Regions from separate parts of the Homo sapiens genome. Here region 2 is linked to region 1. Evidence: chromatin loops called from intact Hi-C (ENCODE). Cell type or tissue: MCF 10A. All regions are shown on one strand.

Region 1 (8,000 bases):
TATGTTGCCCAGGCTGGTCTTGAATTCCTTGCCTTAAGTGATCCTCCTGCTTCAGGCTCCTGAAGTGCTGGGATTACAGGTGTGAGTGACCTTGTCATCCAGAGAAAGATTTCTTAAGATACAAAAGCGCTAATCGTAAAGGAAACAGCAAATAAATTACATTAAAAATGATAAACTAGGGCCAGGTGTGGTGGATCACTCCTGTAATCCCAGTACTTTGGGAGGCCGAAGCAAGCGGATCACGAGGTCAGGAGTTCGAGTCCTGCCTGGCCAACATGGTGAAACCCCGTCTCTACTAGAAATACAAAAATTAGCTGGCGTGGTGGTGGGCACCTGTAATCCCAGCTACTTGGGAGGCTGACGCAGGAGAATCACTTGAACCCAGGAGGCGGAGTGTTGGGAACAAGCTGAGTGTTGGGAGGGAAACTGAGGTAGGGCTTGCATGACTGACATAATGTCCTCTGGAATGTGTGTAGACTTGCTGGCTCCTTGCTTCTAGCCCTCCTAGGCTCCTATTCCCATTATCTCAAGTAGCAGAACACGTTCCTTATAAATGCTAAACTGTCACAGCTGTAGATCATGTGCCTGCCCTTTTGACCTCCACATTCTCACCACCTGTTTCTCTGTTGGATTACCAATAAACAGTGTGGGCTCCCAGAGATCGGGGCCTTCGCAGCCTCCATGATCGCGATGGCCACCTGGTCCCAGTTTTACTTCTCATACTGTCTTTTTCTCAATCCTTTGACTCTGCCAGACTTCATCACCCCTACAACCTGGTGTTGGGTCTGATCACCCCAACAGCAGAGGTTGCAGTGAGGCAAAATCACGCCACTGCACTCCAGCCTGGGCAACAGAGCAAGACTCCATCTCAAAAAAAAAAAAAAAATGATAAACTAGGCCAGGCGTGGTGGTTCACACCTATAATCCCAACACTTTGGGGGGCTGAGGCAGGAAGATCGTTTGAGCCCAGGAGTTCAAAACCAGCAGCAACCTGGTGAAACAACATCTCAAAAAAATTTTAAAAATTAGCTGGGCAGCCGGGAGTAGTGGCTCATGCCTGTAATCCCAGCACTTTGGGAGGCCGAGGCAGGCAGATCACTTGAGGCTAGGAGTTTGAGAACAACCTGGCCAACATAGCAAATTGTTAAGCTAGTTCTAAATGTATATGCAACCATACTAAAAATACAAGAAATTAGCCAGGCATGGTGGCGCATGTCTGTAATCCCAGCTACTCGGGAGGCTGAGGCAGGAGAATTGCTAGAACCCAGGAGGCAGAGGTTTCAGTGAGCTGAGATCACGCCACTGCACTCCAGACTGGGTGACAGAGCAAGACCTTGTCTAAAAAAAAAAAAAAAATTAGCTGGGCATAGTGGTGGGCACATGTAGTCCCAGCTACTCGAGAGTCTGAGGCAGGAGGATTGCTTGAGTCCAAGAAGTTGAGGCTGCAGTGAGCCATGTTCATGCACTGCACTCCAGCCTGGGTGACAGAGTTAAGACTCTGTCTCAAAAAACAACAAAAAAAGAAAAATTTTTGATTCATCAAAGATACCATTAAGAGTGAAAAGGTAAGTAAGGGTCAGGAAAGATATTTGCAAAGCATACAACTGACAATGAGTAGGTATCCAAATTATATAAAGAATTCCAGAAAATTTTTTAAAAGATAAGCACGTCAATTAAAAAATGAGGAAGAGGCCAGGCATGGTGGCTCACGCCTGTAATCCCAGCACTTTGGGAGGACGAGGCCGGCAGATCACCTGAGGTCAGGAGTTCGAGACCAGCCTGACCAACATGGAGAAACCCCATCTCTACTAAAAATACAAATTAGCTGGGCTCAGTGGCACATGCCTGTAATCCCAGCTACTTGGGAGGCTGAGGCAGGAGAATCGCTTGAACCCAGGAGGCAGAGGTTGCAGTGAGCCAAGATCACGCCATTGCACTCCAGTCTGGGCAACAAGAGCAAAACTCTGTCTCAAAAAAAAAAAGGAAGAAAGCTGAACAGGCACTACATCAAAGAGGATAAAGAGATGGCCAATAGGCATACAAAAAAGGTCCCAACCTCACTATCAGGCAGGAAAATGCAAATTAAAACTACAACTGAAGTACCAATATATACCCACCAGAATAGCTAAAACTGAAAACCAAAAACAGCATCAAGTGTTGGTAAAGATGTAGAGTGATGGGCACTCTCATACACTCCTAATGGAAATGTAAATTATAAAAACCACTTTGGAAATCAGTTTTGCATTATGTACTAAAAGTAAATATATCCTATCCAGTGACTCAATGATGCTACTCCTAGGTAATATAACCAACATAAGTATGTCACGCATGTGTGTATATGTACATGTTCATGATGGTACTTGAATGTTCACAGCAGCAGTATCTGTAATAGTCCCTTAACACAAATAACACAAACATCTGAAGAATGGATAAATTGGGATATATTTATGCAACAGAATACTACACCAGCAATTAAAATGAATAAATTATAGCCACAGGCAACAACATAAATGAATTTCAGAATTGCAATATTAAACAAAAGAGGGCAGACACAAAGAATACACTGTGTATGATTCTATTTATATAAAGTTTTAAAAGCAAAACTAATAGATGGTTATAAGTCAAGACAGTGGATATCTTAGGGAAAAGTGAAAAGGGTAGTGATTGAAAAGGGGCAGAAGGAGAGCTTCTGAGATGCTGAGAATGCTCTATTTGTTAAAGGTGGAGGTTATATGAGTATGCTTTGTGATGATTTACTTATTTCATATATGTATTATGCTTTTTTTTCTTTATTTCTTCTCATATGTATTATGCTTTGACAAAAAGGGAAATTTAAAAAAAAATCTCTTTGATGAACACTGTTTCAAATACATGCTTATCATTCTAACCTCATGACCTCTATTTTCATCCCCAGAAATCTGCCTTTGGTAGCAACTAGAGGTACTCAGTGTCATATTTAAAGAGAGAAGGGAAATATCAGAAGAAAAAAAATCTATTAGATGTTAAACAGGTGAGTATTTTCTTTGTGTAATGTACCTGTTTGCTTTTGTCATGAATTTATAGTCTTCTCTGAAGTGAAAAGTAATCTGTTAAACTCCCAATGTTAAAAAAGTAATACATCTTTCAAGTAAAATACTTTTGTTATTTAGTTTTGAGATATTATGCTTCTTGTCAATTTACTGTACTCCTTTTTAACTTATAACTGTATAAACAACTATACTATTTTCACAAAATGTAGTATTAACATAAAGAAAATGATTTGGCAAAATGCAACTATAAAAATATTTTTACCTGCAAGAAGTCAATCTGCATACACGTGCTAGGTAACTCTGGTGTCTCTGTCATAAAGTTTTCATACTCAGTGCTATCTGGAAACTGACTGCATCCTAGCTGTGAGCTGTGTCCTCTGACCATTACACCACTAGTAGCTGATCCTTTTACTTGATGTCCTTGAAACTCAACAGGCTACAGGTAAATTATTAAAAATAAGAACTGCATAACTATATGTTGACATATATATTCACAAAGTAAACACACAGAATACAATACATAATTCAGCTTTTTATTACAGGAACTATTGTAAATACCAGGAACTAATGCTGAAAACCGGGAAATTCTCCTATTATCCTAAAACATACGTTATGGGTAACAAATTCAAAGTGCATCGATTTAACTACATTTAAGTTCAACATTAAAAAGTATGATTTAGGCTGGGCATGGTGGCTCACATCTGTAATTCCTGCACTTTGGGAGGCCAAGGTGGGTGGATCACTTGAGGTCAGGAGTTCAAGATCAGCCTGACCAACATGGTGAAACCCCATCTCTACTAAAAATATAAAAAATTAGCCAGGCGTGGTGGTGCACGCCTGTAATCTCAGCTACTCGGGAGGCTGAGGCCGGAGAATTGCTTGAACCAAGGAGTTGGAGGTTGCAGTGAGCTGAGATCACGCCACTGCACTCCAGCCTGGGTGACATAGAGAGATTCCATCTCAAAAAAAAAAAAGTATGATTTATAGCCAATGAGGGGGAAACAAATGAATAAGTATAATTTTATTACAAGCATAAAGATGAGTATAATAATAATAGCTAATTAAACCAGAAATATTTAGTTGCTTCTCAATGCTTCCACTATATATTATACAACTATGCATTACATACAATACTATATATTATAGACTCACAACTTCATACTTCAATGAAGTTTTTCCTTATTTCTGTACTAATTGTACTGTAAGCCCCTTGTGAGCAGAGATGTTTTGCTTCATCTAGGTACCACACAGTACTTGGTATACAGGAAGCAATAAATAAACAGCCAGTAACAGAAAGGGAACAATGAGAAAGAATGCAAACAGCATTTCTCTTTACTTAGGGGTTTTGTAAAATATCAGGCTCAACTGCAGGATGGGTGGTGGACTCTCTGCCTCTCAGTAGAAAGATGTGATATCCTACTGCTCTGAGAGCAAAAGCCTAAGAGTGTGATTCCAATGTAGACATGTTCCTTAGACAGGCTCTTTCACTCAGTCTGTTTTCAGGCTTCAAATGGCTTTCTCTGCTGCCCCCTGGAGGGTTCTAGGATTTTTTACTCCATACAAAGTAAAGCTTACCCAAAATGTGGAAAAATAAGACTGTAACAGAGTCAAAGGAATGTAGGTAAAGGATTAATTCATTTTTAACTAACAAAATGACAGTAATATATAATTTGAATATACTCTTATTCAAAAATGAAGAACTGTAAATCACACATTTGAAAGAAAAATCTAATTTAAATGCCCCTTTAATAGGACTTTGGTGGAAAATATTCTTCTGAATTTAAAAATAAACATTGCAATAAAAATGAGTCTCAACTGTTAAAGATTCTGTATATTTCTGCTTCTGCTTTGTCTGATGGGTAATGTATACTCCCCACAAGGAAACAGGTACATTACCTCCCCCACTTTTTTTTTTTTGAGACAGAGTTTCGTTCTGTCACCCAGGCTGGAGTGCAGTGGCACAATGTTGGCTCGCTGCAACCTCCACCTCCCAGGTTCAAGTGATTCTCATGCCTCAGCCTCCAGAGTAGCTGGGACTACAGGTGTGTACCACCACACCCAGCTAGTTTTTGTATTTTTAGTAGAAACGGGGTTTTGCCATGTTGACCAGGCTGGTCTCGAACTCCTGGCCTCAAGTGATCCACCCGCCTTGGCCTCCCAAAGTACTGGGATTACAGGCATGAGTCACCATGCCTGGCCAAAATAGGTACCTTGCCTTCTATGCTGCCATGTAGATCTCTTCCAGAGGTGTGTTGGGTTTTAGGAGTAGAACTGCTATTTACAAAACCCATCCATTTTTATGCTGTTGTCTTTGTTAATTTTTGATATAGAATAGGTAGCACTACTTAGATGTTGGTTACGTATACTTCTATATACTCAGAAGTATAAGTGGCAGAATAGACTATAATAAGTTAAAGGGTATAAAGATACTCATTTTGTTCCCCACAGAGTATTCATTAATTTTACTCTACATGGCTTTGTGTCCAACCCCTAGAGTATCCTATGTACGGAAGGATAATGTAAACACTGTTATTATTAGCTCATTAGTAGTATAGAGAAAGTTTAAGACCAAAAAGGGGGGCAGGAGTCATTAAATAGTTTTTCTTGTTCTTAAAACCAGACTTATTTATTATGCTACTAACCTTCTGCCTGTGAAAACTCTGATACTTGTTTTTTTGTTTTTTTGTTTTAAACAGAAAAGAAAATGTAGTTGGTTAAATAAATCGATGTTCTTCACAAATTTTACCTTAGGGTCACAGGTTTTTCTCTCTATTTGTTTAGGAATAACAGCTTGAAAAGCAGTCTCTTCTTTACTTCCCGAGGAAGAGAACTAGGATAAAATATGAATAAGTTATCTAGTTAGCTAGAATAGTTTCACAGGTGATTCATGATTTTGATGGAAAAATAATTGCAAAACTTAAGTTTGCCCTGTGAAAACACACTTGCCATCTCTATCTTGCTTCTGTCTACACACACATACAAGCTAGCTCTCCCTGGCAAAGGGGTACTTTAGCAGGTAAGTCACTATGCTAATTAATTTGAAAACTTAGCACATTAGAAAATTCTGATTCTAAATTTTTAATTAAATCTTTGAACACTAGAAAAAAATGCCAGGTATAACTGGGTGCAGTGGCTTACGCCTGTAATCCCAGCACTTTGGGAGGACGAGGCAGGCAGATCACCTCAGGTCAGGAGTTCGAGACCAGCCTGACCACCATGGAGGAACCCCATCTCTACTAAAAATACAAAATTAGCCTGGCGTGGTGGCACATGCCTGTAATCCCAGCTACTCAGGAGGCTGAGGCAGAATTGCTTGAACCCTGGAGGCAGAGATTGTGGTGAGCTGAGATCACGCCATTGCACTCCAGCCTGGCCAACAAAGCAAAACTCCGTCTCAAAAAAAAAAAAAATAGAAAAAGAAAAAAATGCCAGGTACATAATAAATCACCTGTCAAACCTAATACTATGTTAATGCAGATCATCTATTTTAAAATTAGTAAGAAATGAAAGGAAGAAAAATTGAAAAAGTGTAATTGACTATTTGAAGAATGAATCATCTCCTAGCAATCACAAAACACGATACTGACAACAGCAACAAGTCATTTTTAGTTCATCAAGTAATATACAAAATAACCATAATTTTTCATATGACTTGGATAGACACAGAAAATGAATTCAACTACAAAAGTAATTGTTTAAATGTTTAACAAATATGAAGAAAAAACACTTCCCCAACAGACCAGAGATAAAGTAGTATATTTCTTCAAATAATGGTCACTTTCCTTTAATAACACTTATATATAAGCACAACTGCCAACCAAGTAGCTCTTAAAAATATTCAACCTATATTTTAGAATTAGAATTTTTTCTTTTTTTTTTAAGAGACAGGGTCTTGCTCTGTCACCCAGGCTGGAGTGCAGTGGCGCAATCGTTGTTCACTGAAGCCTTGACCTCTGGGATCAAGTAATCCTCCTGCTTCAACCTCTTGAGTAACTGGGACTACAAGCATGTGCCACCATGCCACCTAATTATTTTTATTTAAAAAAATTTTTTTTAGAGTTGGAGTCTCACTGTATTGCCCACACTGATCTCAAACTCCTGGCCTCAAATGATACCCCTGTCTTGGCTTCCCAAAGTGTTGGGATTACCCGTGTGAGCCACTGTGCCAAGCCAGAATTACAATTTTCTAATATACAGTTTTCAAAATTAATTCGCATACTACCTTCTCGCAAGAATAGCTCTTTTGCAATATGTAGTTAATTATACTTTTAAAAATGAGGCAGAAGTGGCATTAAGGGTATCTTCAAAGAACACACTGTTTTGAAAGTTCCTTCTACCACCAACATACATAAAGAGGTTGTTTCAGAGAGTTGTAGTAAGAAGAGCCATTATAGGCCAGGCACATGCCTATCTATAATCCCAGCACTTTGGGAGGTGGAGGTGGGAGGATTGCTTGAGGCCAGGAGTTCAAGACCAGCCTGAACAATGTAGTCAGACTCCATCTCTACAAAATAAAAAAATAAAAAATAATTATCCAGCCATCGTACTGTGCACCTGTGGTCCCAGCTACTTTGGAGGCTGAAGCAGGAGGATGGCTTGAGCACTGGAGGTCAAGGCTGCAGTGAGCTGTGACTGTGCCACTGCACTCTAGTCTGGGTGACAGAGTAAGAACCCGTCTGAAAAAAGAAAAAAAAAAGAGCCATTACAAAAATACAAATGTACTCCTATCTTAAAGCTAAAAACAGATTTAAATAATTTTTATTGCAATAGATTATTAAGACCTTTTCATTACTGTGAGATGACAGCATATTTTTATTGTCTTGTTAATAAGAGGGGGATCATACTATGTCATATTATGTGGTCCAGGCTGGACTCTATCTCAACTCAAACGATCCTCCTGCCTCAGCCTCCTGAGTAACTGAGATTATAGGCACGGGCCACTGCTCCCGGCTTCAACAGACTTTTAAAAAA
Region 2 (8,000 bases), 260 kb before region 1:
AAAGTAGGCATGGCTGCCATGCTCATTCAGAGTTGTAGCCTCTGATTTCCCAAGACAGTGTTAATAGGGGGCGTGCTTCTCGTGTTTTTATAGACAGTGCTCATTTACCCATACTAATGGCTTTGAAGTATATGGTATGATTATTTTTGCACCACATTTAACTTTTTGTTTGTATTTTGCTTAAGATAATATTAAAGTTCAGCTGTGATTTCTAAGTACATACTAACAGGACAATGAGGCACAGTAACCTAGAAGCATTACATGATGTGGATGTGGGTGGAATGGGGCCCTGATTAAAAATACAATGTGTTGTTGGCAACACAGTAAGCAGATACTCCAAATATGCATAATCTGGACTTAATTACAGAATTGGATAAAGCAGTAGCTTCATTTTGCAGAGTAGTGGTCATATTAGGGAGGCCGAAGCCCAATTTTGTTGGTTATCTAAACCAGGGAAGAGGAGATTTCAAATAATTTCAGAACGGTCTCTTGCTGCCTCTCAAAATTCATCAAGACCATTCCTTTTTGTTGGGGTCCTCAAAAGAGAATTTTTAAATTTTTTATTATTAAAAATTTCGAATATGTTGTTACAAAAGTAGAGGGAGCAATGTAAAAACTTCATGTACTCTTATGTAGCTTCAACATTTAATAGTCCATAGCCAACCTTGACTAATTTACATCTTTAATTTCTCCCCAGCTCCATGCCTCAAATTCTTTTGAAACAAATCTCAGACTCCATATAATTTCATTTCTAAGTATTTCAGAATGTATCCCTAAACGATATGAACTCTTGGAGTTTCACTCTTGTTGCCCAGGCTGGAGTGCAATGGTGCAATCTCGGCTCACTGCAACCTTTGTCTCCCGGGTTCAAGCAATTCTCCTGTCTCAGCCTCCTGAGTACCTGGGATTACAGGCGTGCGCTGCCATGCCAGGCTAATTTTGTATTTTTAGTAGAGATGGGGTTTCTCCATGTTGATCAGGCTGGTCTCGAACTCCCAACCTCAGGTGATCTGCCCACCTGGGCTTCCCAAAGTGCTGGGATTACAGGTGTGAGCCACCACGTCCAGCTGATATGAACTCTTTTTAAATATAACCACACTACTTTTATCCCACCTTAAAAATTAACACTAATTCTTTAATATCATTTATTATATCATATATTATCAGTCAGAAATCATGGGACTTTGAGTTTTAAGAAAGGAAATTCATTATTTGAGTCTCATATTACAAATTAGTTGTTTTGCTTCCATAACACAACAGTTTCATGAGGACTCTTAACGACATTCATTGTGGATTTATATGGTTGACACGTTTTGTGATATGTGGTAGTAACTTTTAGAATGAGAATGTGTCACCTTGTTGAAAAATAAAAATCACACCATCATTATGTTCCTACTCCATCTTCATTGATTCATTTGGATAAGTGTTTTCCAAACTTATTGGTGTCAATGAAATTGTATGTGGATGGCCATCATATAAAACAGATGGAAATGAAATTGCTCTGGGTCCATGATGCCAACCAGTCATTTGGCCTACTCTTTCCCCATGTGGGGCATTGCAGGTTTTGGTATGTGAAATGCTTTCTTAAGTATATACTATTTTCCCATTATGATTTCAGGGTAAGACAAATTGCTGTGTGAAACAGTTTTAAGAATAGAAGATTACACACATAGCCAACATCGAAAAACAAACAACAGTACAGTATTTACTTTTTAAGCTTCCTACCAGCAAAAATAATCTTTCACTTAAAGTAATTAAAATGTTTATTGTAATGGGAAGAGTCCACTGTGCTCATAAATAACGACCCCACTTCTCAGTTGACTACACTGGGGCCTCCTGGGAGGAGATGTATTTGCTTCCTGTCAGGATTAATCTATAAATGCAATCACCACTTAGACCTCATCAGTTCTTTTCTTCCCCTTCATTGGTCCTCTGGACTTATATTGTAGCTCGAATAAGGTCAAATTAGGATACTTTTTCCCCAGGAAAAATATAGCAGTAGCTGTTTCAGTGTTTTAAAATTTGAGAATCAAGCCTAAGAGTCGTGTCTTTAAATAAACTACATATACTTTTCTGTCATAGAATCAACATTCTGTTAAACTAATGATTTCTGCTTGTCAGTATGATGATCAGTTTCTTCCCCACAAAAAGCAGGACACAGAGTGGTCTCACATAAAACCACAGTGGCCTTAAAAGCTTATGTCTAACTTCTGGCACGTAATCTTAATGAGTTGCTATTTGAACTTTGACAAATCACTGAACTTTTGACTTAATCTTCAAATGGGAACCATATTCCTTGCTACCTTCCTCACTGTAATCTTATAAAAGTCATATCATCAACCCGATTCAATTTTCTTTGTCAAGATCTAATAATAAATACCTTTTCTTCTAAGTAGTATAATAGTAGGAAGGATGGAATGAATTCTCCAACTTTCCTAAATTTAAGTAAACTCATCCTGTGGGTCAGAATGTTGCTTTGGAATTTTTTACAAGTTGAATTATATAATTATGTTTACTTCTCGAATGAAGTTGTTTCTGTGGGTTGAAAATATCTCTTCTGTTTCTCTGGTAACCTTCCAAATACCAAATATGTATACAACAGATATTCAGTAAATGCTTAAATACCATTGAGAAGTTTACAGATACAGTGCATCTTATTTGATGCATTAAACTTCTAAGTTAGCTATGAAAGCCAAGCTTTAAGGAAAGAGCAGGAAGCAAGCAATTATTTTTTGCCAGTAATAGACTGTGTAAAAGCTAATATGTTTCACTTGCCTATTTCGATTTACTTATTTTTTAAAAATTTCCTGTATCACACTGTTAGCTCTATACTGGCAAATATTCCTTCATTAGCTAAAAGCAAAGAATAGAATTAACACTAAGTCTCAGATCGCCATCCTCCTTATTAGAGAAAGGAGAAAATGAGAGTTCTTCCGCTTGAAGAGGTACCAAAGAAAGTAAGCAGAGTGGTTCAAAAACAATAATCATCCCCTAAGCCAGGTGATTGGCGTTCTGAGCACATTTGCTCTGCAACTTAGCCGCATTTCACTCAGTCACATAACTCTTACAGAAAGTGTAGAATCCTGAAAGTCTAAAACTGTGCTCATTTTCCAAATCAGCCTGGTGAAATCTAGTTCTTGATTCTCAAATTCAGAATTTCAGTTTTAAGTTTAAGGGCATTAAAACTGCAAGTTATAGAGTGAATAGAAGAAGGCCTGGTTTTCTAAACAAGTCTGTTGGTCTCTGAAGGCTAGCTACACCAAGGCCTCTGTGCTTTGCACAAGCCATGAGGTGCTTAGGCGCGGTGTCGAGAGGTAAGTCAACAAAAAATGAAATGTGCTATCTTTTCTTTGCAGACACATTTTGAGTTTGTTCTCCTTAAGATCAGGCAGGACTAGTAGAATCCTACTGTCGACTGCTTGTCTTACAGAGTCCCTTGCTGCTGGCCTGTACTTAGTTGTCACTCTGTGAATAGCTTGGCATGTGGGTGTTTGCTGTCTTTGCGCCTGCAAAGTGTGCGGACATCCAGGCGGTTCTCCGTTACCATCTCCCTGCCACTTGAGGACATGCAAGTCCTATTTGTTTCCAAGCCAGTAGGAGGCTCCCTGCCAAGACCCATCGGCTGCTGGTGACATGAACACGCTGTGTGAATCACACAGCCACATGGTGGACTTTCATTATGTCAGCCCAGGAGTGTGGTCTGCCAATCCCCAGGCCAGAGGCCCACCCCTAGGCGCCTTTGACATTTTAAGTATAAAATAAATAAAGAGCTTTGTGTGTGTCTCGGAGCAAAGGAGAAGATGAGGGGCTGTGGGTGTTTCTGTCTGATCTGTAATCCGATGGAGGCTCTTCTTTCCTGTCAGCCACTTCAGGGCGCACTTCTCTGACACCTCAGACAGAGGCAGGCTGAGTGCCTGGAGGCAAACAGCTGATTAAACCAAGTTGGCTGGATGCAGTTTTTGTTTTTTTTTTGTCTTGTTTTAAGCAAATGAAATTCACATCTTTTTCCCTGAAAAAGTCTAATAAGTGGTCATAACATTTCAATTATTGAACAGAATTTCTATTCATTAATTGAATATGGATCCAGATAATTATCTAGGAGATAATCCCAGTGGCAAAAACTGCAATTACTTTTGCATCAACTTATTATTACGTGACTTTATACTGGAAAAATATCAGGAACCTGAAGACTTTGCATAGTCAAGCAATTTTATTTCTCAAAAACCTAAATGGTAATGAAGCCAACAAGGAAACCAAATCCAGAGTAAACTAGGAGAGATTGGATAACCTCTTAAAAAATAAAATTTAATTTCTTGAAAACTTTATTGATAGCAATAATTGATACCTATGAAGCACTCACTATGTGCTAGGCAATTTTTTTTGTGTTTTACATATGTTAATTCAGTTGATGCTTATAAAACTGTGAGATTGATCCTATTATTACCGCCCCAACCCCTGCCCCCCCCCGCTTTATTTTTGAGACAGAGTTTTGTCCTGTCACCCAGGCTAGAGTGCAGTGGTGCAATCTTGGCTCACTGCAACTTCCGTCTCCCAGGTTCAAGCGATTCTCCTGCCTCAGTCTCCCGAGTAGCTGGGACTACAGGCGTGTACCACCACGCCTGGCTAATAGTTTGTATTTTTAGTAGAGACAGGTTTCACCGTGTTAGCCAGGATGGTCTTGATTTCCTGACCTTGTGATCCACCTGCCTCGGCCTCCCAAAGTGCTGGGATTACAGGCACGAGCCACCACGCCCGGCCTACATTTTAATTTTTTAAAAAAACTCTTAAGCTTTTTTTGTGAGCAGAAATTCTCAAGTATCTAAGCATGGTATTTTAGGCTCCAGAAGAAATTCACTATTACAGTGTCCTAGTAGCCCAGACCTATGAGAAAACTGAGACATGATTTGCCTAAAGCTACTCAGCTAGTAAGTAGCAGAAATTTAAATCTAGGAAGCCTCACTGCAAAGTGCATGTGCTTAACTTGGCTGTTTATTGATAATCAAGACAGTGAAACCACAATTCTTCATTTCAACATCTTCATTTTTCTGCTCCTGTTATTTCAGAGCCCCCACATCCCATTACTCCAAGACAGATTGCTCCTTTGTGGGCTATCTCTAACTTCAAAGCTACATAGTTCTATGCAAAATAAATTAACTTTCCTGGCTGTGAAAATTATAAATACAGATTTTAAAATACTCTGTTGCAAAACGATCCTTAATCCGCACATTTCCTGGCCTCATCAAAATAATGCAATGCTTCACAGCCCTGACAATTTTATATTACAATATGCTTCATGCTGTTTTCATGTACGTATCACACCAACATCGGGACCCTCCCTCCTCCTACTCCATCCCTGGAGAGATGCAGCAGTTTTGACATTCTGACTCCGTTGGTATAAACAGCGCATTTCCGTTGCCTCACCCACTGTAGCACAGACTAAATGGTCAAGACTACTCCATTTCTTCTTCTGAAGATAAACTATTTCTCTTCCACCAAAATTACTCTTGCTGAGTTTTTCTCCAGACCTCTGGTACCATTTAGTGGAAAGCAAAGTGATCATGCGTTTTCAGGACAAGTCAGGACTCTGCACTCTTATCCTGATCTTCTCTGTCATAGCTTTTGGAAGTCATTCAGCTTACTCCTGCCTCTTCACCTCCATGGCTCAAATTCTTTACCTAGAATATAGGTGGACACTATCTGCCTCTCAGAGAATACATCTCAAGTTGAAGGCTCTTTAAAGTTTATGAAATATTTTCCCCTACTTTATGACTGCCTCCTAGTATCATGATAGTTCTGGATTTGGGGACATATGGGGTGAGTCTATGTGAGCGTTCTCTCATTTGGGGTGCAGAAATGCCAAGAAAACTTTCCTGGAAGTACCATTTTGAAGTCATCAGTGCAGGAGCCTGGAGCCAGGACCAGATGGCAGGCTTGACTCACCTTGACCTGAGATGTCGCTCTTCCAGCTATGTGGGCCAGGCTAATAGTTCGTCAGATGTCACCATGGCTGATGGAGTGGGTAACTGTAGCTGGAGAGTATGAGCGGCAGCCTCTGCAGTGATGGCCTTTTCTTTTTCCTATTTTTTCTTCTTCAGGCCGGGAGGTAACCCATTCATGACCCGGAACACTCTCATTGCACTTCCTTGAGAAGTCAAGTTTGGTAAACACGTGCAGCTGCAGTGAACTGGACAGAGGAGGGTGGGACACAAAGGCAAGAGAGATAGAGGGAAGGGACAGCTTTGGCATCTAATTTCCCATTTTAATAAGGTGTTGTCCTCAGACTGTAAGTGTTGATATGAAAGTGACATAGCAAAGACCTTCATTTTCACTTACAGAATTTCCTAAAATATACTTTGCTTTAAAAAAAAAATCAGACACTTCTTTTTTTTCATTTTTTTTTTATAGAGTCTTGCTCTGTCACCCAGGCTGGAGTGCAGTGGCACGATCTCGGCTCACTGCAGCCTCTGCCTCCCGGGTCCAAGCAATTCTAATGCTTCAGCCTCCCGAGTAACTGAGATTACAAGCACGCGCCACCATGCCCAGCTAATTTTTGTGTTTTTAGTAGAGATGGGGATTTGCCATGTTGGCCAGGCTGGTCTCGAACTTCTGACCTCAGGTGATCTGCCCGCCTCAACCTCCCAAACTGTTGGGATTACAGATGTGAGCCGCTGTGCCCAGTCTTTTATTTCATTTTCTATGTAAATAGAATGAAAAGATAAGTTGAATTTCCTGGCAATCTAGTGTTTCTCAAACTAATAGTTCAAACTGCTTATATATAATCAATTATCTCAATAGACTATGTTTACCATGGATCCCCAACATAAAATGAGGATCTCCTCCTCACAGTCTTTGTTCATGTCATTCTCCAACTAGAATTCTTTTACTCACTTGTCCATCCAGCAATTCCAAATCCTATTCCCTCTAGAATTACCTGTGCAAGTGCCTCTCCCTGCTCTGAAAGGATGTATCTTTTACCACCTCTCAATGGAGTCCCTGGTTCCAACCCTAAAAGCAGTAAATGATATTCATTACCAACCCAATACTTCCAGGCTTGGGTTTTCATTTTATTCTTTTTAATATTTTCATCAAATGCGGAACAACTATCGAGAATTTATAAAATAGATGTGATATACATGGAACATGATGAATACCCAAAGACCAAGCCATAGATTTAAATAGAAAAACATACCACTTGCTTTGAAGTCTCCTCCATGTGCTTCCTTTACATCTTCTTCCTGCTCCCCTCAAAAAATCCACAATTCTGAGTTTTAGTTAATCATTACTTTTCTTTGTAATTTTACTATATACAGTCATCCTTTGGTATCCATGGGAGATTGGTTCCAGGATCTCCAGGATACCAAAATTCTTGGATGCTCAAGTCTCTGATATTATAGAAAATGGCATAATATTTGTATATAACCTACACATATTCTTACCCATAACTTTAAATAATCTCTAGGTTACTTGTAATACCTAATACAATGTAAATGCTATGTAAATAGTTGTTATATTGAATTGGTTTTTTAGTTGTATTATTTTTGTTTTTCTAAATATTTTGATCCACAGGTGGTTGAATTCATAAATGTGAAATGCACAGATACAAAAGGCCAACTGTATATTTGTATCCTGTAACAATATATTGTTTGGTTATAATGTTTGTAAATTTTACCCATGGATTCCTCTGTGACTGCTTTTTATATTTCTAAGATTTACCCATGTTGTTATATGTAACCATAAGTTATTCATTTGTTTATTTTTTCCCAATGTATGAATGTACTTCAATTTCCTTCCTTCCTTCCTTTCTTTCTCTTTCTTTCTTCCTTTCTTTCTCTCTCTTTCTGTCTTCTCTCTTTTTCTTCTTCCTTTCCTTTCCTTTCCTTTTTTTTTTTTTTTTTGAGATAGGGTCTCATTCTGTCACCCAGGCTGAACTGGACTGCAGTGGTGCAATCTCAGCTCATTGCAACCTCTGCCTCCCAGGCTCAAGACATCCTCCTACCTCA

The links. Peaks named below come from ENCODE experiments on the same cell type or tissue, not always from the same donor. Only the 100,000 strongest peaks of a DNase experiment are listed, where the experiment ranks them.
Region 2: it touches region 1 in a loop (19-fold over the local background); 7 of 110 quality-filtered maps call a loop at or near these places.

The regions. Positions count from the first base shown.
Region 1 is chr4:112,600,233-112,608,232 of GRCh38, forward strand. It overlaps ZGRF1 (zinc finger GRF-type containing 1), which reads right to left. Exons shown (of 28, transcript NM_018392.5): 9 at 5,776-5,859; 10 at 3,292-3,465. Among named protein-coding and RNA genes, the nearest start is that of ZGRF1, 33 kb to the right of the region's middle. In MCF 10A, a CTCF peak has its summit at 4,549 (motif pointing left); a DNase peak (open chromatin) is centred at 4,539.
Region 2 is chr4:112,345,094-112,353,093 of GRCh38, forward strand. All of the region lies in intron 2 of ALPK1 (alpha kinase 1), which reads left to right. Among named protein-coding and RNA genes, the nearest start is that of ALPK1, 52 kb to the left of the region's middle. In MCF 10A, no CTCF peak of the experiment used is centred here; a DNase peak (open chromatin) is centred at 3,628.